Regions from separate parts of the Mus musculus genome. Here region 1 is linked to region 2. A link is a loop called in an ENCODE intact Hi-C map of the cell type or tissue named here. Cell type or tissue: left cerebral cortex. All regions are shown on one strand. Links, peaks and the distances in the headings refer to the core of each region. The heading gives the core; the rest is flanking DNA.

The links. Peaks named below come from ENCODE experiments on the same cell type or tissue, not always from the same donor. Only the 100,000 strongest peaks of a DNase experiment are listed, where the experiment ranks them.
Region 1: a loop joins it to region 2, with 2.9 times the contacts of the local background. A loop is called at or near these places in 11 of 42 quality-filtered maps.

Annotation. Positions count from the first base shown.
Region 1 is chr10:81,191,906-81,203,908 of GRCm38, forward strand. It overlaps Nmrk2 (nicotinamide riboside kinase 2), which reads right to left and starts at 10,132. Exons shown (of 7, transcript NM_027120.2): 1 at 10,046-10,132; 2 at 8,986-9,076; 3 at 8,627-8,675; 4 at 8,387-8,543; 5 at 8,120-8,191; 6 at 7,699-7,805; 7 at 6,265-7,541. The coding sequence starts at 10,071. The coding sequence ends at 7,456. Atcayos (ataxia, cerebellar, Cayman type, opposite strand) reads left to right here and starts at 2,786. Exons shown (of 3, transcript NR_015477.1): 1 at 2,786-2,817. It overlaps Dapk3 (death-associated protein kinase 3), which reads left to right. Exons shown (of 9, transcript NM_001190474.1): 7 at 1-6; 8 at 392-437; 9 at 521-1,292. The coding sequence ends at 1,039. In left cerebral cortex, for the core only: a CTCF peak has its summit at 6,484 (motif pointing right); DNase peaks (open chromatin) are centred at 2,038, 2,745 and 6,512; H3K27ac peaks cover 644 bases.
Region 2 is chr10:81,344,396-81,356,398 of GRCm38, forward strand. Hmg20b (high mobility group 20B) reads right to left here and starts at 6,032. Exons shown (of 9, transcript NM_010440.3): 1 at 5,739-6,032; 2 at 4,985-5,093; 3 at 4,491-4,694; 4 at 4,101-4,221; 5 at 3,591-3,637; 6 at 3,041-3,113; 7 at 2,446-2,661; 8 at 2,165-2,297; 9 at 1,651-2,082. The coding sequence starts at 5,776. The coding sequence ends at 2,070. In left cerebral cortex, for the core only: CTCF peaks have their summits at 2,550 and 6,523 (motif pointing left); DNase peaks (open chromatin) are centred at 2,564, 6,197 and 6,508; H3K4me3 peaks cover 1,599 bases; H3K27ac peaks cover 906 bases.

The DNA.
Region 1 (12,003 bases), core at 1,991-9,990, 150 kb before region 2:
CCCCAAGTAGGCGGCCCATGGTGGCAGCCTCAGTGGCTGGCCACACCAGTTTTATTTTCGGGGTCTTTTTTGTTGTATTTTTGAGACATGGCCAACTGAGCCAGGACCTCTGGGCAAAAGTGACTACAAATCTTAAAACCCTACACAAGTAACCACAGCTCTTAGAACCTCACCAGAGTGGTAGAGCAAGTCTACTCCCATTCCCCAGGCGGGGCGGCAGGGGCTTTAGGGTTGATAGGGCTACAGCTTGTGTGGCTTCTCCATACACTGGGATAGGACACTTGTGGAAGACTTGGGTCATTGTGGGGTCACCTGACATGGTTGCCTTGATGGGGGTCATGCGGGGTCCCTTGGGTGGAGTGACCAGAGGGCTGACCCTCCCATCCCGCAGGAGGAGGATGACCATCGCACAGAGCCTGGAGCATTCCTGGATCAAGGTGAGGCTTCTGGACCCCGGGATCGAGCTCCGGGGAGGGAGGGCTGTAGACGTGGGCCCCTGCCGCAGCTCTGCTCTTCACAGGTGCGCAGGCGCGAGGACGGCGCCCGGAAGCCAGAGCGACGGCGGCTGCGCGCCGCGCGCCTGCGCGAGTACAGCCTCAAGTCCCACTCGAGCATGCCGCGCAACACGAGCTACGCCAGCTTCGAGCGCTTCTCACGCGTGCTGGAGGACGTGGCGGCGGCAGAGCAGGGGCTGCGCGAGCTGCAGCGAGGCAGGCGCCAGTGCCGGGAGCGCGTGTGTGCGCTGCGCGCGGCCGCCGAGCAGCGGGAGGCGCGCTGCCGCGACGGGAGCGCAGGGCTAGGGCGCGACCTGCGACGCCTGCGCACGGAGCTGGGGCGCACCGAGGCTCTGCGCACGCGCGCGCAGGAGGAGGCGCGGGCGGCGCTGTTGGGTGCCGGGGGCCTGAAGCGTCGCCTGTGTCGCCTGGAGAACCGTTACGACGCGCTAGCCGCTCAGGTGGCCGCTGAGGTGCAATTCGTGCGCGACCTGGTGCGTGCGCTGGAGCAGGAACGGCTGCAGGCTGAGTGCGGCGTGCGCTAGGCTGCGGCACCCCCAGACCCCGACCCACCCCCAGAATAAAGCTGCTTTCCACGTACTGTCGCCTGTCTCCCACGCCCCGCAGGGAGGGTGGGAGCGAGCAACCCCACGATAGGTGCTCTCCTACGCCGCCGAAGAGATTATGGCTCTGCCACACCACACACCAAGGGTGGTGTCACCCACAGTTCACATAGAGACGTGCAAGGCTCAATTGGTAAAGCTGAATCTCAGTGGGGACCCGCAGTATCACACAGCTCCGAAAAGGACACACTGCGGGGGTGTGGGGAGACCTGGAGGACACTTAGAGGATATGCACCTGTCATCCCAACTCGTGGAGGCCGAGGCAGTTTGTGACAGCTGAGTCCTGCCTGATCTGTCCCTGGGGCTCTGGGTCAGTTTGTATAATGAGCAGTAACGGGGTCTGCGGCATTCAGATGCTGTCGTGTGCACAGCCACTGTGAGGCGGCAGGAGAGAGCCAGGCCAGGTTCCAAAGTCTGAATGCTGGCTGCCCTCTCTGAGTCCCACACCCTATGGCAGCTTAACCACCTGTAGGTCAAGATTCTGGGATCCAACACCTTCCGCTGTCTATGGGCATGGGGCGTGCACATGATGCACAGACACAAGCTCATAGAGAAGCCATGTGGGATGGCAAAGGCCTGGGGATCCGGATTTGTGAATTCAAGGTCATCCTGGTCTACAGAGTGAGTTCCAGGACTACACCTAAAAACCCATCTCAAAAAAAAAAAAGTGACTGGAGAGATGGCTCAGCTGTTAAGAGCACTGACTGCTCTTCCAGGGGTCCTGAGTTCAATTCCCAGCAACCACATGGTGGCTCACAACCATTTATAATGGGATCTGATGCCCTCTTCTGGTGTGTCTGAAGACAGCTACAGTGTACTCATATACATAAAATAAATAATTTTTTTAAAGCTGTTGCCATAGGCCCCTTCACGAGCTTTCCCGATAAGCCCACATTTTACAAAAATATGAACGTGTAATAGAGCATCCTCGGGACCCAGAAATGGAGCGTTATTTGGGAAGATTGGTCTGTTAGCTAAATTGAACGAAGGTGGGGCTGAGCTGTAGGCAGAAGAGGAATGATATAGAACAGATAGGTTCAAGCTGGAATGGGGGACCGGAGAATGCCGGCTCCGGGTGTGTGCACCAGGTTTCTGTTTCCGTATCAGGGCTTCACCCGGTTAGTGAGGACGGGCTCGTGGCTTCAGGTAACGCTGACGACAGCTGATAGGGCCGACACAGCTGACAAACCCCTGTGGCTTCTCAACCCGCTTTAAACTCCAGGGGCCAATGAGTTCTTGTGTCTCCAAAGCTGGTAACCAGACACCCCAAGTTATGAGCCTTGTCAGACGTCTGGGGCTTAGTAGCAAGGCCCCCTGAGTTGAGTCTTAATCAGTTAATTGACGCATTTATACGTTTTTGAGACAGGCTTTCACTATGTATCCTTGATCTGTGTTTGTGGTCTAGTTCGTACCTCCCCACAAGCTCCCTCGGGTTTAGCCTCTTGTAGGTCAGAGGGCACTGCTGTGCGCCATCCCGCCCCCACCTCCACCCGACCCAACCCCCCACCCCCGTCACAGCCTGGAACAGGTGCACGTAGCAGACCGGGCCTAGCCACGTTCGCGGTCGCTCAGCTCTTGACCATACTAGGGCAAGCAGCTCCCTCGCTATTAATAACCTGGCGGGGAGCCGGCGTCGTGTCTATAAAGCCGAGCACGCCAACCCCAAGCGGCTCCTTCAACCCCTGAGATCTTAAACAAAAGTAAGTACGCCAACCATCTCCCCTCCTTGGCCCTCACCCAGGCTTCCTGCGGCAGAAATGACCCCAAAAGTCAAAGAATTGTGTTAAAACGAAGGATGAGTGAAACACAGACCCTGCTGGTCCCGAAGGCTTGTGGGACAGCGGGCAGGAGGAGCTGTCATCTAAAGGGTGCAGAGCCAGGGACATCCCATCCTACCCAAGTGACCCCCAAGAATGCATGTGTGTCTTGGTGTGGGTGGTGAAGAGCTGGGGGATCAAAGAGGGGACTCTCTGTGTCCCCAAACTCAGTTCTCCTCTGGGTATGCAGCTCCCTGAACTTCTCTGTAGTTCAAAGCCAAAGCCATTTTTTTTTTTTTTTTGAGGTAGGGTCTCTGTAGCCCTGCCTGTCCTGGAACTTGATATGTCCAGGCTGGCCCTGGACTCAGGGAAATCCTCTTCTCTCTGCCTCCTGAGCGCTGGGATCAAAGACACGCACCACAACTCCTGGCTAAAGGGATTTTGTGGCTGTCCCACATGCATAAACCCAAGGTGTGTCCCCAAATTCCACCTGTGACCCATTACTGCAGACCTACTCCTGATGGCTGGAGAGACGAGGAGATGAGAAGTTCCTTTCCAGACAACTTGCAGTCACCGGGTGCATGGTGGTGTGTGGGGGTAGGGTGGATGACCTGGGGACACCCACCACTAGTGACTTCTGGCTCCTGTCAGCCCCTCCCCTCTGGCTTTGGCTGATCTTCCACTTAGTGTCCAGGATGCCCATCTCTTCCCTGGCCCTTGGAGACCTGAGGTCTGGAGAGCAGTGACCTTTGCAGGTGACAGTGTTGGACCAGGTGGGGCCCTGGGGTCTAAGTGCTGACTGAGTGTTCCGCTGAGCGCTGGCTGATGTCTGTGACAGGTGTCAGTGCAGGGATAGGACAGCACAGGGTGGGGAGGGCTGCCTGTCACCCATCTCCAGGTCCTGAGCAAACCACCACTATCACCTCAGTCTCTGGGTGTGGTTATTAGGACTTGGGGTGTGTGGGTTTTGGTGAGGTCACAGTCCTAGGGTTAAGTGTGGGGCAGGAGAGTCAACAAGAAAAGCTGAGAATCTGGTTCGGTGGATAAAGTGTTTGTCTCGAGTGCGTGGGGACCTTGGTCAGAATCCCTAGGACTCAACTCAACTGAGGCACAGCAGTGTCTGTATGGAGTCTGGAAATCCAGCCAGGCAGGGGACCTTATGCTCTGCTAGGTCCCACAGGCCAAGTTCTTCAGGATCTGGGGACAATAGAGCTGAGGGGTCAGCCACGAGGCCCCACTGCTGGCTCTGGGGCTTGTGAGTGTCCCTATCAGCACGGTAACCCATACGGGAGACAGAGGAACCTTGAGCTCATTTTGTGGGGATGTCTGGCTGGGTGTTCTGTGTGGGGCATTCTGGAAGGTGCTGAGTAGTGTCCCACTCTGTGTCTGGAGCTCCCCCAATGTGACACTTGTCCCCAGCCCCCACCGAGAACCTTCACGAGGACACAATCACCAACCTGAGGTTTTTGTTTGTTTGTTTGTTGAGACAGAGTCTCATGTAGCTCCAACTCACTATGTAGCCACAGATGACCTTGAAATTTTGATCCTCCTGCCTCCACCTCCAAGTGAGTGCTGGGTTGGTAGATATGTCAGAATGCCCAGCTCTAATCCACCTTTTTTTGTGACAGACCTTGGACAAGGGACTCCATCTTCCCTGAGCCTCAGTATTCTTAGCCATGTAGAGGAATCCATTTTATACACTGTTCCTCTGGGCGTCAATGTCAGGGTGTCCTGTGTCTGTCCTGGACCGTCCTATGGCCCAGTTAGGGATGCTGGTAATGTCTGGAGTGTTTGTGGGGGAGCTTGCTTCTCTCTGAGTGGGTGGGAGAGGCACACGTCACTAACAGAGGCCAGCAGAGGCCTCGGCTTGGCCAGCTTGCTAGGAGAAGGTTGGGGTAGGCAGGTGACCCTGGAACCTTCTGTCCCTCTGGAAAGGCTTCGAGGGGCTTTCCCCAGCATGCTAGGACCCAAAGGAGGCCCCAAGGGCAGGGCTTCTTGGCAAGGCTCTGCTTGACAGACAGAACACGGGTCAGAAACCTACCTCTTCTGAGTCATCCCAGGCCTCTGGAACACGCAATAAACCCATCCCGACACAGGTGCACCCGCCTGGTGAGCCGAGGGTGGGGTCCCTGAGGACATGGGATGTTCTGGGGAGACTGGGCAAGCCAGTGACTCTGATGCTGGTCCCAGCATTTAAAATGTTCATATTACATTGGTGTGTACATGTGTGTGTGTGGGGGGGGCACGTGAACATGCCACAGCACATGTGTAGAGGTCAGTGGATACCTTGTAGGAATGGTTTCCTTCTTCTCCCATAAGGGCCTTGAAGATGGAACTCATGTCATCAGACTTGGCAGCAAGCTCCTTTACCTACTGGGCCCTCTTGCTGCCCCCAGTTTATTTTTTACTTTTTTTTTTCATTAGGTGTATAGATATTTTGCCTGCATTTTTGTCTGTGTACCACATGTGTGCAGTACCCACAGGGGCCGGAAAGATGTCCTCTGGAGCTGGAATTACAAGTGCATGTGAGCCACCCTGAGGGTGTTGGAGACTGATTCCCGTCCTCTGCAAGAGCAGCCACTGAGCCATCCTTCCAGCCCCAAGTTCATTCTTTATTCTATGAATCATGTCTACGGTGCCTGAGTGGCCAGGCTCTGGCTGCCTTGAAGTCATCTCCCTTATGTCCCTGTCTCATGCTGAACTATTTTGGGGGACGTGACCAGCAGATGAGTCTGGCCACAGTTGTGCCTGGGACAAAGGCCTGGGTTTGGCAAGCATAAACCCTGTTCCAGTCCTGTGCTTTCAGCCTCTGCTTAACCTTGACGCTGCGACCCTACAGGGAAGCTCCTCACGTTGGTCACAGGACTTCTACAGCTGGGGAGATGACAGATGTCTGCATTGCTACCTGTGGGTGTGGGGACACCCCACATCTGTCACGCAGAAGGCAGGTCTCACTAATATTGATTGGGGCAGCATGACAAGAGAAATAGAAATGAGTACAGGAGCCCCATCCCAAAGCAAAACAAAATACCCTTAAGTTTGAAGGTAAAACTCAAGTGTTAGAAAGTGGAATTCAAGAGCCAGACGTTGATAGCACACGCCTTTAACCCCACACTCTGAAGGGAAGCAGACAGATCTCTGATTTCAAGGCCAGAGTGAATTCCAGGACAGCCAGGGCTACACAGAGAAACCTTGTCTCAGGGGAAAAGGAAAGGAAAGAAAAGGATAGGAAAAAAAGAAAACGAATTTTATAATTTATTGTATTTTTTTATATTATTTTATGTGTGGGTGGAGCTGATACTAAAATCTAGTTCCCTAATTGGTTCTTGATTTGGTCAATAAAGAAGGTGGAAACCAGTAGGTCCCAGGCAAAAGAAGAAGCATGTTTTTAAAATTACAAGCAACAATTTTATTTTCAAAGTCTTATGTAGACAAGGAGGCTTCAGACTTGTTATTTAGCAGAACACTACTACTCAGTCACTCGTCCATCCATCTGTCCGTCCGTCCGTCGGTCCATCCATCCATCAATCCACCCATTAATCCATCCATCCACTCATCTACTATAGCATTTTTCTATATGTAATTGGGATTCTGTCATTGCAATTCCACAGATGGCCATTAGGTGTCACCCTCAGGCCAAAGAATAAAATCTCTGAAGCCGACTCTCCTCCACATCTACATTCCAGCACCACCGAAATGTTCTGCTCAGAGCCTCAGTTTTCCCTTTTATGAAGTCCACACAAGTAATAAAAAACACACCGAGCTGGGCAATGGTGGCACACGCCTTTAATCCCAGCACTTGGGAGGCAGAGGCAGGTGGATTTCTGAGTTTGAGGCCAGACTGGTCTACAGAGTGAGTTCCAGGACAGCCAGAGCTATAAAGAGAAACCCTGTCTCGAAAAACAAAACAAAAAACAAAAAACAAAAAAACAAAAAAAAATCACACTGAGACTGTCACCATGGTTCAGGGGGTGTATGGTTGTGTGTGAGAGGAGACAGGTATGCTGGTTGCAGGACAGGCAGCATGTGTTGTGTGTGTGTATTTAGGAGATTCCAAATAACCCTATAGAGTGAGACTTGGCTTTGGTTTCCGAAAGAAGTAGAGGGAGGCTCAGATGAGAGAAGAAAGATCTCAGGAATCCCTCGGGAACTCTCTAGAATTCCATCCTATTTAGGCAGAGAAGCTTTCTAGCTGGACACACCAACTTACTGTGTAATTCTGAGTACCAAAGGTGACCTCTCTGTGCCTGTCTACATTAGGGTAGATGTTGTTTCTCCTTACCCAAGTTCATGAGGAATGTCTCCTTTAGGGAAACTGAGGCACATCAACAAGGTTACCCACAGAGGCCACCAGGTGCCAGTAAAGGGTCTGAGAGAGGTTCACCTCATAGGGACCATACAGGACGCCAGGTTAAAAAACAGAGTCCACTTTAATGTTGAGGTGCTAGAAAATCTCACAGTGTCCGTGCCCACTGCACGTGTGTGGGGACATGCCCTCCTATGTACAGATTTCCTATAGGCGAAGAGCCACTGCGTCCAGTCAGAACATCTCAGGCCCTGCTGTCCAGGACCTGCGTCTTGCTAGGATGTGTTGAGCAGTCTGTTTTGAATATCCTCCAGAACTTGATGGAAGAGTCCCTCCGGGGACTTCATGCCATCTAAATAGACTGAAACCGGAAAGGGACTGGGTCAGGACTGGTAGGGAGAGCAGTGTGGACTCTCTCAGGACAGGAAAGAGCAGCAGGAGAGCCCGGGATGGGATTCAATGGGATGTAGGGAAGCCTGGGGTTTAGAGCATTGGCAGAGCCTCATTCTGGTTCTTACCCACTTCCACCCCGTCCTGCTCCATCTCCCGTCTATACTTCTGGTACATGGGCCACACGTGACCATCAAACAGGCCAGGAGGATCAGGGACCATGTAAGTACGGCTTCTGTAGAGAGAAAGGAGTTCCAGGCCTGTCGTGGGAAGTTGTTGCTCAAGGCAGACTGCAAGTAATCAGCAGACAGGCTCTGGATGAAGGATTAGATAGATCCCTGGGCAAAGGCTGTGGCTGTGGGATTCTCAACTTCCACATTTTTTCCCCACCATTGAGCCTGTCTGGGGAAGGGTGTATGTGTGCTGTGTCCAGGCCTGCGGTTCTGGGCTTCTGTGACAGAGTGTCACTACGGAGCCCACTGCCCATGGCTGGCTGGCTCAGGGAGGAGCCTGTACTCCAGGGACACCCCCGTACCCGTGGCACCATACCTTCTCCTCCGCTTGCATTCCTCATACGGCACGGTCAGGAAGTAGCGTTGGCTGTACAAGTCCACCAGGGGCCTGGTCAGGGAGTGGGGGACAGGGTCAGTTGGTGTCTCTGTGGCACCCCCATGTCTCCCGAGGCCACATATTCGTCCCACTTCCACGGTGTAAACAGACACAGAGCTCTTGGCAGTGCGCAGGCTCTCACAGCAGGGTGAGTACAGTCAACCTGAGGTTCTGAAGGTCTTTGGGCCTTGGCAGGCTGATGCTTACCTGTAGCTGTACAGTAGGAAACCCTCGAGGAGGAGTACGTGGGTGTCCGAGGCACCTGACTGAAGGCTGACGCCATGAGCGCGTGCAAACTTGTGTGGATCCTTCACCCAGGCCTGCACCGTGCTGAGCATGGTCTCCATGTCCAGGGACTCAAGCACTTGTGGGACAGATAGCAGAATTCAGAGCGGGAAGCACCCACAGGGCCCAGTGGGGCAGTTAGGGCAGGGGCACTATGCTTACCGTCCCACTGTTTAAAGCCGTCCTCTCCGACTGCTATTTGGTCCTGGGGCTGAAACACAGGACCCCAAGGTTTGGGCTCAGACCTGTGCCAGCCCAGCCCACCTTGCCACTCTAGGATGGCCCCACAGCGAGGTGCGGTGGTCTATCCATCATCACCTGTCACTCCTCCCTTTGAACCCATTGCAGAGAAGGGAAAGCAGAAGTCTAAGAGGTCGTGGGTAAAAACATCCCAGCATGCCACAGTGAGGCCAGCACCCCCTCCATCAGTCTGACAGGGTTCCTCAACCCTTGGGCACAAGCAGGGCTAATGAGAACGCCTTGCCCCGTATTCCCCACACCTCTGCACCCTAGACAGCCACCTTGAAGAAGTCATCCTGATGGATCACGCAGCAGTTGGGCAGCGCCTTGAGGAGGCTGTTGGTCAGGGTGGTCTTCCCACCGTTGGTCACCCTGGAAGGGCAGCGTGTGTGAGGCAGTGGGGAGATGTCAGCGCCCACTCCCAAGCACCTAACAGGACTCGAGTCACCATGGAGTTACAGTCAGGCCCATTCGGGTGGACAGGTGGTGTGTGTGTGTGTGTGTGTGTGTGCGCGCGCGTGCACGCACGAATTTGTGTGCAGTGACTATCCAGAATCCCAGAGCTCTGAAGATAGGACGTGGTCAGGTAGAGCCCCTCCCCAGAATGCCCTGAGTGGCTGGGGGTGTGGCTCAGGGAGGGGAGCCCCTGCCTAGAATCCCCAGGACAGGACGCCAGGGCAGTAGGTCACAGCAATCTGGTTCTTAGGGTGACTCGTGTCATCCTCAGCCATTCTGGAAATATTGTCCTCTGCCCTAAGTTGCCTGTCTTGGTGCTGACAGCAGCCATGTGGGAGGCCACAGGCAAGCAGAGCTGTGGTCACTGGGGATCATTAGAAAAAAGGCCTAGAGGCACCCGCTGTCACCCTGCTAGGTGTGAGTGAGTTCAAGGCTAGCCTGCATGACTGCTAGCCCACTCCAAAATAAAAAGTAAAAAGAGGGCCAGGCCAGTAGCCCTGTTCTGAGGGCTTGCTCTGTATGCCCAAGGCCCTGGATTCACCCTGGTGCTTCCAGAATTAAAACACACACACACACACACACACACACACACACACACACACATTCATCCTGTTCAGAGACACTTCACTTACTGCCTGTACATCCATCCCCCATCCCCACAGGGCTGGTCCCCAGGTTTTCAGCAGGCCTCCCCAGTATCTTCCTGATGATCTTTAAAATAATCCATCCGTGCAGGTGCAGTGGGACCATCCCTGTCCCCTCAGTGGTCACCAAGCTCACATGCCCCTCATGCCTGCAGACCATGGGCAGCAGGCACTTTCTTCCCAGGGCCTTGAGGTCTTTTCCCTCCCCAAACAGGGTCACACTCCAGGCCCTAGGGCTCACCCTCCAATGCCTATGATGAGTTTCATCTTGGGGACTGGAGGTGACTGGTCCTGAGGTGGCCCCTGCTGCACTGCGCTGCGCTGCGCTGCTCAGCAAGTCCCAGCTCCATTGACAAAGCTGTGGGGCATTTATAGGTTTGGGCAGCCTGGAGGCCGCCCCGGGGGAAGAGGCCCCCAAGCACTTGTGAGAGTAAGGGGGGGGGCGAGCACCTGTTTCATAGGCTGCAAATAGCTTTGGTAGCCTTTTGCCTAAAAAAGTCACGAGCCAGAGGGACAGAGGGACAGCAGCCAACTTTTAGCCTGTGCCCCCGTGTCTGCCTCCCTCCTCCCTCCCCTCTCCCCACCCCTCCTTTCTCCCTTCCTCCCCTCCCTAGTCACACCTTTCTATACCTAAAAATATCTGTGTCCCCTGGTTTCACCCTGACATTGAGACTGGTTCTTATGAGGCCAAGAAAAAGGACTCTCCATCCTCCCCCCTCCTCCCCCCTCCTCCCCTGGCCCCAGCTCAGCCTTGCCAGGAAATTCCTCTTCCAAAAGTGTCATGGCTGAGGTGGGTTTAGGCCTCTGGATGGTGAATCACAAGACAGCTTTGCTCTGATGACCAGGCCTGGCTACAAAATCCTTCTAGAGTGACCGTGTCATTGTGAGCCCACCATGTGACCAGAGTCATTGAGATCAGACTCGGGGGAGCCAGGATGGGGCGGGGCATTGTTCCCCACTGTTGTTGGTAAGGGAGAAGAAATGTTCTGTGTGTGAGCCTGTGTGTATGTCCGTCTATATATATACGTGTGTTTGTGTGTGTGTATGTATGTATGTGTTTATGTATGCATGTATATATGTGTGTGTGTCTGTGTGTATATGTATGTATGTGTGTGTGTGTGTGTGTGTGTGTGTGTGTGTGTGTGTGCAGCCACATGAGGAGGCCAGGGGTCAATGTCAGGTGTCTTCTGGGTCTTCCTATGCAGCCCTGACTGGTCTCAAACTCGCCATGTAGACTAGGTTAGCCTACATCTGCCTCTTGAGTCTGGGATTAAAGGTATGCACCCCCATATCCTGCAGGACCTTATTTATCAAGGTTTATTTTTATTTTTTTGTGTATGGGTATTTGCCTGCATATGTGTCTGTCGTCCAAGTTTGTGCCTACTGCCATTAGAGGTCAGAAGGGGGCGTCAGAACCCCTGGAACTGGAGGTGCCAGTGGTTGGGAGCTGTCGTGTGGGTGTTGGGACTGGAACCTGGGTGATCGGCTGGAGCAGCCTCTACTGTAACTGCTGAACCATGTCTCTAGCCCTGACCACTTATTTTTTTTTAAAGATTTATTTATTTATTATATGTAAATACACTGTAGCTGTCTTCAGACACACCAGAAGAGGGTGTCAGAGCTCATTACGGATGGTTGTGAGCCACCATGTGGTTGCTGGGAATTGAACTCAGGACCTTTGGAAGAGCAGTCAGTGCTCTTACCCGCTGAGCCATCTCACCAGCCCCAACCACTTATTTTTAAGGTGGAGTCTTGCTGAACTTTGAGCTGTGTGACGGGGCTGGGCGTGGCCAGTGGGCCCCATGACACCCTACCTCAGCTCCCTGGTGCTGAGCTACACATGTGACACAATGCCTGCCTTTTATCTAGGTTGTGGCATTTGATAGGAGGTCCCTCTGCCCTGTGGCCAGCACTTTATCTCATGAGTCCCAAGTCCCCCAACCTGTCCTTCTGGGGTCACCAAGTTCCATCTCCTCTCTGCTGTGCCCTGGTGGTCCCACCTCTGGGGACACACACTATTCTAGCTTAAGGCTGGTTCTTGCATCAGAGAGGACTCATCCCTCAGGATGTCTGGTCTTTCCCTCTTGGTCCCCAGGGACCCGAGCAGGCACTGTGACCAAGACAGGAAGGACATGGATGGCTGGGCCCAGATCCATGGGGAGGTTGGGAATGAGTGTGTGAATGAATGAATGGGTTATG
Region 2 (12,003 bases), core at 1,648-9,647:
TGACCAAACCACTATAAAATGCTACTTTTTCAGGGATCCCCAGGTATGTGGTGGGTGAAGTGGGGTGTGCAGGGGTCAATGAACATCTGAGGCTGTTTGTGTCTTCTAGATTCCCACGACAGAGTGTCACAACGTAGGTGACTTAAAAGAGGACCAACAACGGAAACTGGAGGGATGGTTCAGTGGTTAAAAGCACTGGCCAGTAACTCACCTCCAACTATAATTGGATCTGATGCCCTCTTCTGGCATGCAGGTGTACATACAGAGAGAGTATTCAGAGAGAGAGAGAGATCTGGGCATAAGGACACCCCTACCTGGGGACGTGGAGGATCAAGGTCATCCTTGACACACAGTGAATTCCAGGCTAGCCTTGGCTACATGAGACATTGTCACAAAACAAAACTCAGATGAACTTAATCCTTCCTCAGTTGATAAGTGGAGGTGCTCCCCTCTCTCCCGGGGCTGTGGGAGGCTGTCTTCGACTCTGGCAGTCCTTGACTGGCCTTGGCCCACAGGCCTGTTGTGCAGTTTCTGCCTCTGTTGTCACTAAGCCCGCTCCTAGGCCTGTGTTAACTTTCCTGTTCTCAAAATGATACTCGCTGCTGGCATAGTGCCCACTCTACCCCAACATGACCTCACTCAAGTTAATCTCACTGTTTTCCTCCTGATTCCCAATAAGGCCATGCCTGGGGGTTCTGGGGTGAGGACAGGAGCACATTTGGGGGGATACAATTCCTTGGCACAGCATATGTGTGCTGGATTGGGAAGTTTTACAAGATATTCTATCTCATTAATTAAACAGAGTCCCTTGGCAGGGCTCTTCAAGTTTGAGCCAGAGGTATCTTCCACAGTTATCTGCCACATCCCACAGCTCCTGCCCTGGGGCAGGGCAGGGGTGGGGGGAGGTCGATGTGGATGGTCAAACAGGAAGCAGACAGGCACAGACTGCCACGCCAGAGTGACTTACCACAGCCTGGGGCACATGGAATATTACTCAGCCGTGAAGAGGACATGCCCCATAGTGTCAGTGATGCTCACTGAGAGAAGCAGGCATAAAAAGCCACACTGTACAACCTCCATGGTGGAAAATGTCCAAGAATGTGGAGTGAGTGGTGGGTGTAAGAGGGCCGGAGACCAGGCACAGAGAAGGTTCATGCTGTCAGGGTTTCCTCTGAAGAATGTTCTAGAACTAGATGGTGCTAATGGCTGGAGAACTCTGTGGTGTTGTTTTGTTTGTTTGTTTTGAGACAGGGTTTCTGGGTAGTCCTGGCTGTCCTGGAATTCACTCTGTAGACCAGACTGGCCTCGAATTCATGCAGATCCTCCTGCCTCTGCCTGAGTGTTGGCTGGGACTAAAGGCTTGGCCAACACCCAGCTAAAGCAGTAAATTTCTGAGGTGGACTGAAGTCCAGTCTGGGGACTCGGTTGGGTGAACTGAATGTCCAGCCTGGCCCTGAACCCACAGAAGACCCTCAAAACCAACAGGGTGATGGGGAACTCCAGCCCAACTCTGCCTCAGTTTCCCCACCTGATAACCGTGTAGTGAAGGTCCTGAGATCCTCTACCAGAGGTAGGAGGGCAGACCAAACCACCACAGCAGGAGAATCATAAACAGGCTGGGCCCACTCCCCCAAAGCCACAAATATTAACTTGAGTGAAAACCCATTTGTTTTTATTCAACACTTATTTAAAAGTCCAGATTGAGTGATGAAAGGCGCAGGGGAAGGGGCTGTCGGACTGCCCCACCCCTACCCCGGCTCTGCCAGGTTAGCCAGCGCCTGCGCAGCAGGTCCCCTGGCTGTATGGTGAGCGACCTGGGGTCCTCCTGCTCAGCACCAGGGGTGGGGGTGGGGTATCCGAGTCCAGCGGCCTTGGCTCCTCTGTTCCTGACCCACTGTAGTGTGACCCTCCCTGTGAGGCAGGCAGGTCTCCCGGTCTCTGCAACCTGGGATGGGGTTCGAAGCTAAAGGGATGCGGTTGAGATTTCATTTGAGGGGGGCCTGGAGACCCCAAGGTGTAGCTTCTTTCTGGGCGGGTGGGGAGGGGCATCTCCTGGTCCAAGAGGTCTGTCACAGGTGCTCGCTGTAGGACAGAGGGGGTGATGAAGACCTCAAGCAGAGCCGCTCTCTCCCTTCACCCCACTCTCCCCTCCCACATCCCGCACCTGGCTACCCGCGCCAGGATCTCCTTGACGCGCGCGATCAGTCTCTCGTGCTGCGCGGGGTCGCGCTCGATGGCTCCATGAAGCCGCGCCATGTAAAAGTCCAGCGTCCCGAGGGTCGGTGTCTCCCCGGTGCCTGCGGGTCAGTGGGTTAGAGAGAGGCCTCCCAGGTCCGTAGCTGGGAGGGACCAGGGAATTGGCCTTGCGAGGGGGCGGGTCCGAACTCGGGCGAGGCCTAATTGAAAAGTGTGGGCGGGACCGGAGGTGTGGGCGGGGCTGCGCACCGGGCACCGGCAGGGAGGCGAAGCTAGCCGTGAGCGCCTGCCTCACGGCCTGTAGTTGCTGCTGCAATGCCAGTGTGCGCCGCTCCTCCAGCGCCAACTCCTGCTCCAGACGCTCACGCGCGCTGCTCATGCTCTGCGTGTGGCGCTGCAGCACCGCATTCTGCTCCTCGAAGGCCACGTTCATCTTTCTCAGGCGCCGCAGCTCTGCCTCGCGTGCTGCGGGACAGGAGTCAGAGCCCTGAGCTGCCTCCCCGTCATACTGGTCCCGGAGTGCTATAGACCCATTTCATCTCTGGCCTCAACCCGACCCATCTCCCTCCATTCCTGACCTTACCCCTGATCTCATCTCCCTTCAGCCCTGATCCTATCCGCCCTCAATCCTAGACCCCAGCCCGACCCTTTTCTCCCTCCATTCCTAACCGCACCGTACCCCCACCGTCTCCAGTCTGGCCCCATCTTCCCTCTATTGCCCATTCCATCCCTGACCCCATCCCTCCTCCATCACGGCCCCCTGGAACTTCAGTCCTGACTCCAGCCCTCATTCTCATTTCCACTCATCCTGCAACCAGGACATAAGCACCTGCTAAAATCTCACCTTTGTTTTGGTCCAGAAACTCTTCCGTGAAGATGGGCACATCAAAGGTGGAAAAGCCATCGCAGTCCACACCCTGGGACATGGCAATGAGTTCGGTGGGGACCCACATCTCTGGAGCTTGGGTCGCCTGGAGCCCCAGACTGCTTTTATTTCCTTTGTATTGTGTGTCTCCCATGTGCATGCATTATCCACAGAGGCCAGAGGAGGTTAGCAGATGCCCCAGAACTGGAGTTAGAGGTGTCTGTGCTCACACCCAAGGGGGTGCAGGAGCAGTGAGTGTTCTTAACTCTGAGTGGCGCTGGAGTCCCCAGCTTCCTGCATGCCAGGTCAGCACTCTATACATGAGGCCCTCTCATGGTGGGGTGGGTGGGTGGTGGTGGGGGTAGAGCCCTTGGTTCTGTGCATTCTGGGCAATGACTTCACCACTAAGCTATGCCCCACCACAGAGTCACTGTGTCTCCACAGTGGTCTTGCTTTTATCTATGGAACACACTAGCTTTGGGGGTAGGTATCTTCTCTCTTAAGTACTTCTGGACTGAGAGGCCCTTACCTTGTGCCCATTCAGGAGGGTGTTCATGAGCCCAGAACTGGAGTCCTCTAGTGGGGAGGGAGGAAGGCAGGTCAGCCAGCACCCTCCCAGTCCAGAGGCCCCACCTGGACGGCCCCACATAAACCTTTATGCTTATGAGGGGAGTTTGGGCCCATTCACCTTTCCTTTTATTGTTGTTGGGTTTTTGTTTGTTTGTTTGTTTGTTTGGTTTTGGTTTTATGAGACAGGGTTTCTCTGTGTAGCCCTGGCTGTCCTGGAACTCACTCTGTAGACCAGGCTGGCCTCGAACTCAGAAATCCGCCTGCCTCTGCCTCCCGAGTGCTAGGATTAAAGGCGTGTGCCACCACGCCCGGCTTTTGTTTGTTTTTGAGACAGGGTTTCTCTGGGTAGCCCTGGCTGTCCTGGAACTCACTTTACAGACCAGACTGGTCTCAAAAGCAGAGATCCACCTGCCTCTGTCTCCCAAGTGCTGGAGTAAAGGTGTGCACCACTACTGCCTGGCTCACTCACCTTTTTTAATTTTGTTTTCTTGAATCTTCTCAGTGCAGACCTTGTAGGCCTCTGACTGCTGGTATGCCCACAGCTCCTTCAAGTACTGCTGTTTCTCCTTCTCTGCCTCATCCAGGTACCGCTAGGAGGGGGGCAGCATCCTCAAACTAGGGCCAGCCCAAACGAAGGTAGGCACACAGATGTGGCCAGAGCCAGGCCCCCAACTCCCCTCATACTGATGTATTCGTAACCCCTCCCTTGCCTCCCTTCCTCCCTCCAACCCACAGAGAGAGGGTCCCTTCTCCAGGACTACTGGACGTTCTCCACCTTGTTCTTTGGGCCTGGGTCTCTCACCGATGGGGCTTGCCCAGGGATCCTCCTGTTTCTGCCACCCCTTTCTCTGGTCTCTACCTGCTTCTCTGCCGGCTGCAGCTTGCTCCACTCGGCGCCCAACATCTTCGTGATCTCCGGGAATGGAAGGTCCGGGTGGCGGGTGCGAATCTGTTCCCGCCTCTCATTCAGGAAGCGAACATAGCCAGTGACGGGGGCCTTGGGCCCATTTGGGAGAATCTTCTTTCTTTTTTTGCCTTTGGGCCAGCCTCGCTTCTTCACTGGCTGCAGGAGGAGGCTGTGTCCTTGGGAGGGGCTCTGGGAAGTGTGGGTGGGGGTCTGGGGCATATGGGCGGGGCCTAGTCTAGTGGTAGGTCGGCAGATCAAGGGTCAGAACTCTAGAGAACCTACGGGTCCTGCACCAAGACAGCCTCCTAGGGGTGGGGCTGAAGCCACTGACAGGCTAGGCTGGGGTGTGGCCTCTTGCTAGGCAGTGGGAGGATCTTATAGTCTGGATTTGTGAGGTATGTGTTGCTGAGCCAGCGGCCGGCCAGGCTTTTCAGATGGGGACTCACCTCCTCCTCCTGGGGCCCCTTCTCTCCAGCTCGGGAACCCTCGCTGCGCTCCTGCTTGACAGCCACTACAAAGGCCCCGTGCTGGCCCGGAGTCTTGCCTCCCGCAGGTCTTGGGGACAATGGAAACCAGCGTCATCCATCAGTGCCAAAATCATTCCCCCATACCTACCCATCCCCTTCTTGTCATTGGAGATCACAGAAGTATGTGGGAGCACGCATGAGCCTGGAAAAAGGGGGTGGGGACCCAGAGTTTGAGGATCCAAGGATCACAGTAGGCCACTGGCGGGGTGGGGACGGAGGACGAGGTGAGTTGGTCCTGGGGCCTGGGAGGAAGATGAGATAGTGAGGAAGGCCATAGGGTGTCTTGGCAGTTCTACAGGGAGTACAGAAATCCCCGAAGGGTGACAGGACATGGTCAGAAGTTCCTGTAGTGGGGATAAGGTAGGTAGGGTATAGGGACAGGACAGGATCAGGGGTTCCCAAAACAGAGGTACACAGAGGTACCTGAGGATGAGACAGGGTATGTCCAGAGATCCCAGCGTGGACATGGTGTGTTTAGGGGTACCCGAGGGTGGATATAGGGAATGTTTAAGAGTTCCCAAGGATGCAGGACAGGACATGTCCAGGAGTACCCGGGGTGGAGACAGGGCATGACCCCTGGTACTCGAGATGGACACAAGGCATTTCCAGGGGTACCCGACGATGGGGACAGGGCTTATCCAGGGTCGGGACAGGCTGGGGGAGGCGCACTCACGCGGTGGCTGCGCCTGGCTGCCGGGGACCGTGGGACATGGCCACTCCGGGCGGGATCTGGAACAGAAGCCGGCAAAGGTCAGGGGGTCCTGCCTGCCACCTCGATGGGAACCGCAGGGCGATCCCCGGGGGGCCCGGACCGGGGAGGCGGATCCCGGGGCGGGGAGGTCCTCGGGCAGGAGGCCCCGCGATCCTTTGTTGCGAGATCGAGTCCCGGAGGCCGCGCCCCGCAGCCCCCGCCCCGCGCAGGCCCGGACTTCCCGGCTCTTTTCACCTCTGAAAAAACTTTCCCGGGACCTGAGACGCGGCGACGGTCCAACCAAGCGCCCGCGCCCGCTCCGCCCTCATGCTAATGAACCCAAGGATAGCGCTCTAATTGGCTGAGGCCTCCATGAGAGGTGGGGTCATGCAGATTAGTCTCGGCGCGCCGGGCGGTGGTTGGCTGAAGATCTGCGGAGCCGCGTGGGAGGTGCGTCGGCAGGTTGCGGGCGGGTGCGTCAAGTTCGGCTGCGCTCCGGCGCGCTCGGGACCAATCGGAGGCGACTGGCGGCGTGCTGTGGGGCGGAGCTCCTTAAAGGGCCAGTAGTCCCCATTCTGACCGGTGAGCTAGGGTGTGGAGATGGGGACCGGGGATATTCGGCAGAAGAGGCGTTTTTAGTAGGCTTCTAAGGAAGGAGTTAGGTTCCAAAGAGGCACCCCCCGCCCCTGCAGTACGGCCAGGTGTAGTTTTTCTTACTACGTTGAAAAAAAATGGGTCTGGTGAGATTGCACAGCACTTGAAGGTGCTCGCCACCTAGTGGACGACTTGCATTCGGAACCCACAAAGTGGAATGTGAGAATGGTTTTCCAGCAAGTTGTCCTCTGAACTCCACTGTGTGCTGTGCCATGTGCATCACACACAGACCTAAATCAATAAATGAACGTATGCTTTATAAACGGAGGACTGGGGAAATGACCACCAGGCACTGATTTCCCTTCCCGTGGAACCTTGATTTTACTCTCTGACCAAGGGGTACATTGAACCATAGGAGGAGTAACAGGCTGGGAGGCTGACACCTAGATCTGAGATAGAAGCTGGGCTAAGAGCATTTTCATTAAAAAAAAAAAAAAATCATTTTGAAGGTCAGTGCGGACTGACTCAGCAAGCCAAGGGGTTTACAGAGAAACCCAACAACTTGAATTTGATCCGCATTATCCAAATGGAAGAGACAGCACCACACATCTAGGTTGCCAAATGTGATTTTACTCCAGTCTTCTGTAACATCCCACAGTAAAAGAGAAACTGAGAGTTGGTTCTATGGTTAGGAGTGCCTGTTTCTTTTGCAGAGAACCTGGGTTCGATCCCCAGCACCCATTTGTCTGCTAAAAAGTATCTGTAACTGTCCCAGGAGACCTCTTTTTACCCTTTTGAGCATTAGGCAAGCAAACAGGCTTACATGCAGGGAAAATGCTCATAAACGTGAAATAATAGGTGTCAGATCTTGTTACAGATGATTGTGAACCACCATGTGGTTGCTGGGATTTGAACTCCGGACCTTTGGAAGAGCAGTCAGGTGCTCTTACCTACTGAGCCATCTCACCAGCCCAAATAAATCTTTTTAAAAACAAATGATTGAAGATATTGCTCAGTGGTTTAAATAAAACCTGCTGCTCTTCCAGTTCGATTCCTGGTAGCCACACTAAGGGCTGGGAGTGTGGTCAGAGTGGAGCCCCGCCCATAATTCCCCTGGAGGGGTTGGGGCAGGGTTAGGGTGTTTCCATCCCATCATGCACTGCGGTCGTGGGCTCAGTCCTCCCGTGCTGTTTGTAAACTGAAACTCTGTGATGGGGTAATGTTGGCCAGGTGACGCATTGTAATGATAGCATGTGTTTATGGGACCACACACATGCTTACACATGCAGCATGTGCTTATGTCTATCTTAATGGCAGGTGCAAGTGACGCCCCCCAAACTCAACAGGCTGGGGGATTCTGAGCCGCTCCTCTCAAGCAGGTGACAGTTCAGATAGAGCTTCTTAGATAAGGTTAGGCTTGATCAAACTTGGGCTTCCTGTTACAACAGAGATAGAAGAGCATTTGGGTAAAACAATGACAGGCGGCTGTGGGGACCCAGGCACAGGTCAAAGGTTTCTACAGGTGGTCCAGGAAGGGAGCAGCCTGACAGTTACCCTGAACAGAGTCTCAGCCTTCATCACTGGCTGTGAGCTTGGTGTGGGCTCACCTGCCTTTAATGCTACCACTAGGGAGACAGAAGCAGGGGATCTCTGTAAGTTCCAGTCCCCTGTGCTACATAGTGAAAGCCTCTCAGAGACAATTAAAAATAAATAAATAAATAAATAAGAAAGAAGCTGGGAGGTGATGGCACACGCCATTAGTCCCAGCCCTCCAGAGGAAAAGGCAGGTGAATCTCCGCGAGGTCAAGGCCAGCCTGCTCTACAGAGTTTCTCTGTATAGCCCTGGCTGTAGACCAGATTGGCCTCAAACTCAGAATCTGCCTGCCTCTGCCTCCCAAGTGCCAGAATTAAAGGCGTGTGCCACCACTGCCCGGTGTTTATGGTGTTTTTAACTCACCCTGGGAAGCACTAGGGACTGTGGGAAGAGTTGCTGATGAAGGGCTGTCATTTCAGACAGGTGTCTGTGCAGGTCAGGTTGCTGTGAAGGAATGAATGCGCAGCCCTATGGCCCTGAGGCTCAGATAACATGTATCAGCATGTCTGCTCTACAGTTCTTAGTTTTTGGTGGTGGAAATGGAACCTGGGACCTGAGACTGGTCAGGCTTTCTATCTCTGACCACCACGCCCCAGCCCTCTCTTTGGGGGGATACTAGGCAGAGCTTTACCTCTGACCAGGGCCACAGACCCTCACTGAGGAATTTTTAGGCAGGAACCCCACCCCTGAGCCATGTCCAGACCTTTTGTGTTCTTTTTTAAATTTTGTTTTCTGTGTTTTGTTTTGTCTTGTTATATCTATCGCCCAGGGTTTCTTTGTGTAGCCCTGGTTGTCCTGTAGCTCTGTAGACCATGCTGGCCTCGCCCTCACAGGGATCCTCCTGCCTCTCTAGCATGTAGGGATTATAGGGATTAGGGTGTACTCCACTAGGCCCTGCCCTAGATTTTTTTTGGGATTTTTTTGTTTTTGTTTGTTTGTTTGTTTTTTGTTTTTCAAGACAGGGTTTCTCTGTATAGCCCTGGCTGTTCTGGAACTTATTTTGTAGACCAGGCTGGCCTCTGCCTCCCGAGTGCTGGGATTAAAGGTGTGCGCCACCACCCCTGGCCCTAGATTTTTTAAAAAAAGATTTATTTATTATTGTATATAAGTAAACTATAGCTGTCTTCAGACACACCAGAAGAGGCTGCCAGATATCATTACGGATGGTTGTGAGCTACCATGTGGCTGCTGGGAATTGAACTCAGGGACCTTAGGAAGAGCTGTCAGTGCTCTTAACTGCTGAGCCATCTCTCCAGCCTTCCCCCACCCCAGATCTTTTTTATATTTTGATTCAGGGTCTTACTAAGCTGCCCAGGCTAGGTTGAGCTTGCAACCCTCTGCCTCAGCCTCCGGTTAAACTTTAGTGTGTTGTGTGGGAGCAGAGCTCAGTGGCTGAGTGTCTGCCTTGCACACCTCAGGCCCTGTATTCCCCTAACTTCCAACCCCAAATGGCTTCTTAAAACCAGGAGTGATGCCGCACACCTAACTTCAATCCCAGCACTTGGGAGGCAGAGGCAGGTGGGTCACCGTGAGTCTGAGGCCAGCCTGGTCCACAGAGTGAGTTCCAGGACAGCTAGGGCTACTGAGAGATCCTGTCTCGAAAAGCCAGAAAAAACAAACAAACAAAAACAAAACAAAACAAAAAACCCCAAACACCTAAATTAAGTTAAAATGTGGGCTGGAGAGATGGCTCAGCGGTTAAGAGCACTGACTGCTCTTCTGGAGGTCCTGAGTTCAAATCCCAGCAGCCATCCGTAATGAGATCTGACTCCTTCTTCTGGGGTGTCTGAAGACAGCTACAGTGTGCTTACATATAATAATAAATATTCTTAAAAAAAGAGAAAGGTCTGTGTAATACCTTATAAAAAAAGTTAAAATGTAAAAATGTTATTACCGCACCAAGCCCCAATCACTCTCAGTCCCATGAGGCTCTTTTTTACTGAACAGTGAGTAGCACTAAGGCCTCTTTCCCCTCCAGCCATCCCAAAATCTCAGAGAACTCGGCAGAGCCTTGCCCCCCCCCCCCCCGTCAGGGGGTCTGAACCCCACCACATCAAAGCGGGCCCCACCCCAGAGGCTGGACTTCAGCCACCAGGAAATCCAATGCCCCATGGATGGGTGGAGGCGTGGGCTTGGCGTCCTGGGCTGCTGGGGCGCTGGAGGGACATCAAAAGCTGTCAGGATCTGTCTGGACTCCCACCCTGAGGGTCTGGGTGCTGATTCCTTCCTCTTAACTTGTCTTTTCTGACCTTTGCCTTTCCAGGGGCAAACATCCCTTCCATTCATGAGGTTAAACAGAATCATCTCCTCTCTGCTGGGCTTTTTAATCTGGCATTGTCTCCGTCTCTCCTGGCCAGAGATCTAACTAACATCCTGGCGGGCCAGCTTTCATCCTGCCTGAAGGCCCTCAAGCCCCGCTTGGTTCCTCAGTGCCCTCACTGTGACATTCAGTTTTCAACCTGGCCTGAGACCACAGATTTCTGGTGACTTCTCCAGCCACAGGGAGGCACAAGGAGGAGGTGGGATAGCCTTAGGAAGTAGAAACTTGAGCTGAATCCAAAAGGGCCGGATATGTAGAGGCACCCGTTGCTGCTGAGTCAGCTCCAGGAGGCTGCTGGAAGCTGTGCACATGGTCCCAGGCCTCCCATCTCAGCTCTAGGGAGGTGAAGGAGGAGGGAAAGGAAGAGTTCAAGGTCTCTGTTGATTATGTAGAAAATGACCAGCCAGCCTGGGCTACATGAAACCCTGTTTAAAAAGTAAAATACGCTCAGTCTGTGGCCATAGCTCAGAAGGTAGAGAGTGGCACAACTTGTCTTGGATTCTGTCCCCAGCACCTGAATGAACCAGAGGCAATGGCTAAGGCATTCATCCTATCCCAGCACTCTGGAGGTCAGAGGTCGAGGAAAGAGGCTCCGGAGTTCCTGGGCTAGAGCAGGAGTTTGAGGTCAACCTGAGTTACAAGAGACCTTGTCAGCAGATGGAAGCTACTGGGTGGGTGAAGACAGATAGGACAGGAACAGAAGTTAAAACCCAGGCAGGGGGCCGGGCGATGGTGGGGCACGCCTTTAATCCCAGCACTTGGGAGGTGGAGGCAGGCAGATTTCTGGTCTACAAAGTGAGTTCCAGGACACTCAGGGCTACACTGAGAAACTTTGTCTGGGGGGTAGGGGGTAGGGGGGGGGGGAGAACAACCAGGCAGGGCCAACCAGTAGTTACACAGTCACTCGGAGTTGTCAATCCCAGACCTGCAACTGCACCACTTCTTGCCCTCCAGCAAATGACTTGGCCCAGAGCCTCAGTTACCACACACGTGAAGTTTGGGTCAAGCACTGAGATTGCAACTTGCCCAAGGAAGAGTGAAAAGAAATCACTGCAATCTCTCATATCTCTTCCTATCTTTTAGTCCCCTTAGGCCAGGAGCCACGAGATGCCAGTTATCTGATGTCTAGCCCAGGCCAGGCCTTCTCCCCAGAACAACAGGGGAGATCCAGGGCTGGATCAGAAGCAGAGACTTCTGCTGGCCTCCCACTTCTAGAAAGTCTGAGCATATTTATTTATTTAATTTGAGACAGGGTCTCAGTACGTAGCCTTGGCTGTCCGTCCTGAAACTTACTAAGTAGAGTAGGTTGCTCTCAAACTTAGAGATTGCCTCTGCCTCTGCTTCTGCCTCTCTGCCTCTCCTCTGCCTCTCTGCCTCTCTCTGCCTGCCTCTCTCTGCCTCTCTCCGCCTCTCTGCCTCTCTGCTTCTCTGCCTCTGCCTCTGCCTCTAGTATGCTGAAACTAAATAAAGGGCCACCACACCGGGCTCACACACATTGCTGGGAGCACAGACTGCTCATAGGCAAAGGAAAGACCAGTCCATTTGGGACTTAGGGGTTCAGATCCAGCCTGCGTGTCTCTGAATGCCCCGGAGGAAGATGTACAGTGATACAGACAGGTAACCCCACCATCAAGCGGCTATGACACAGGCCTGCCATTCAGTACTCAGGAGGTGGGGGCAGCAGAATCAGGAGTTCAAAGCCAGCCTCGTTTACAGAGCTGAGCTTGAGGTCAGTTGGG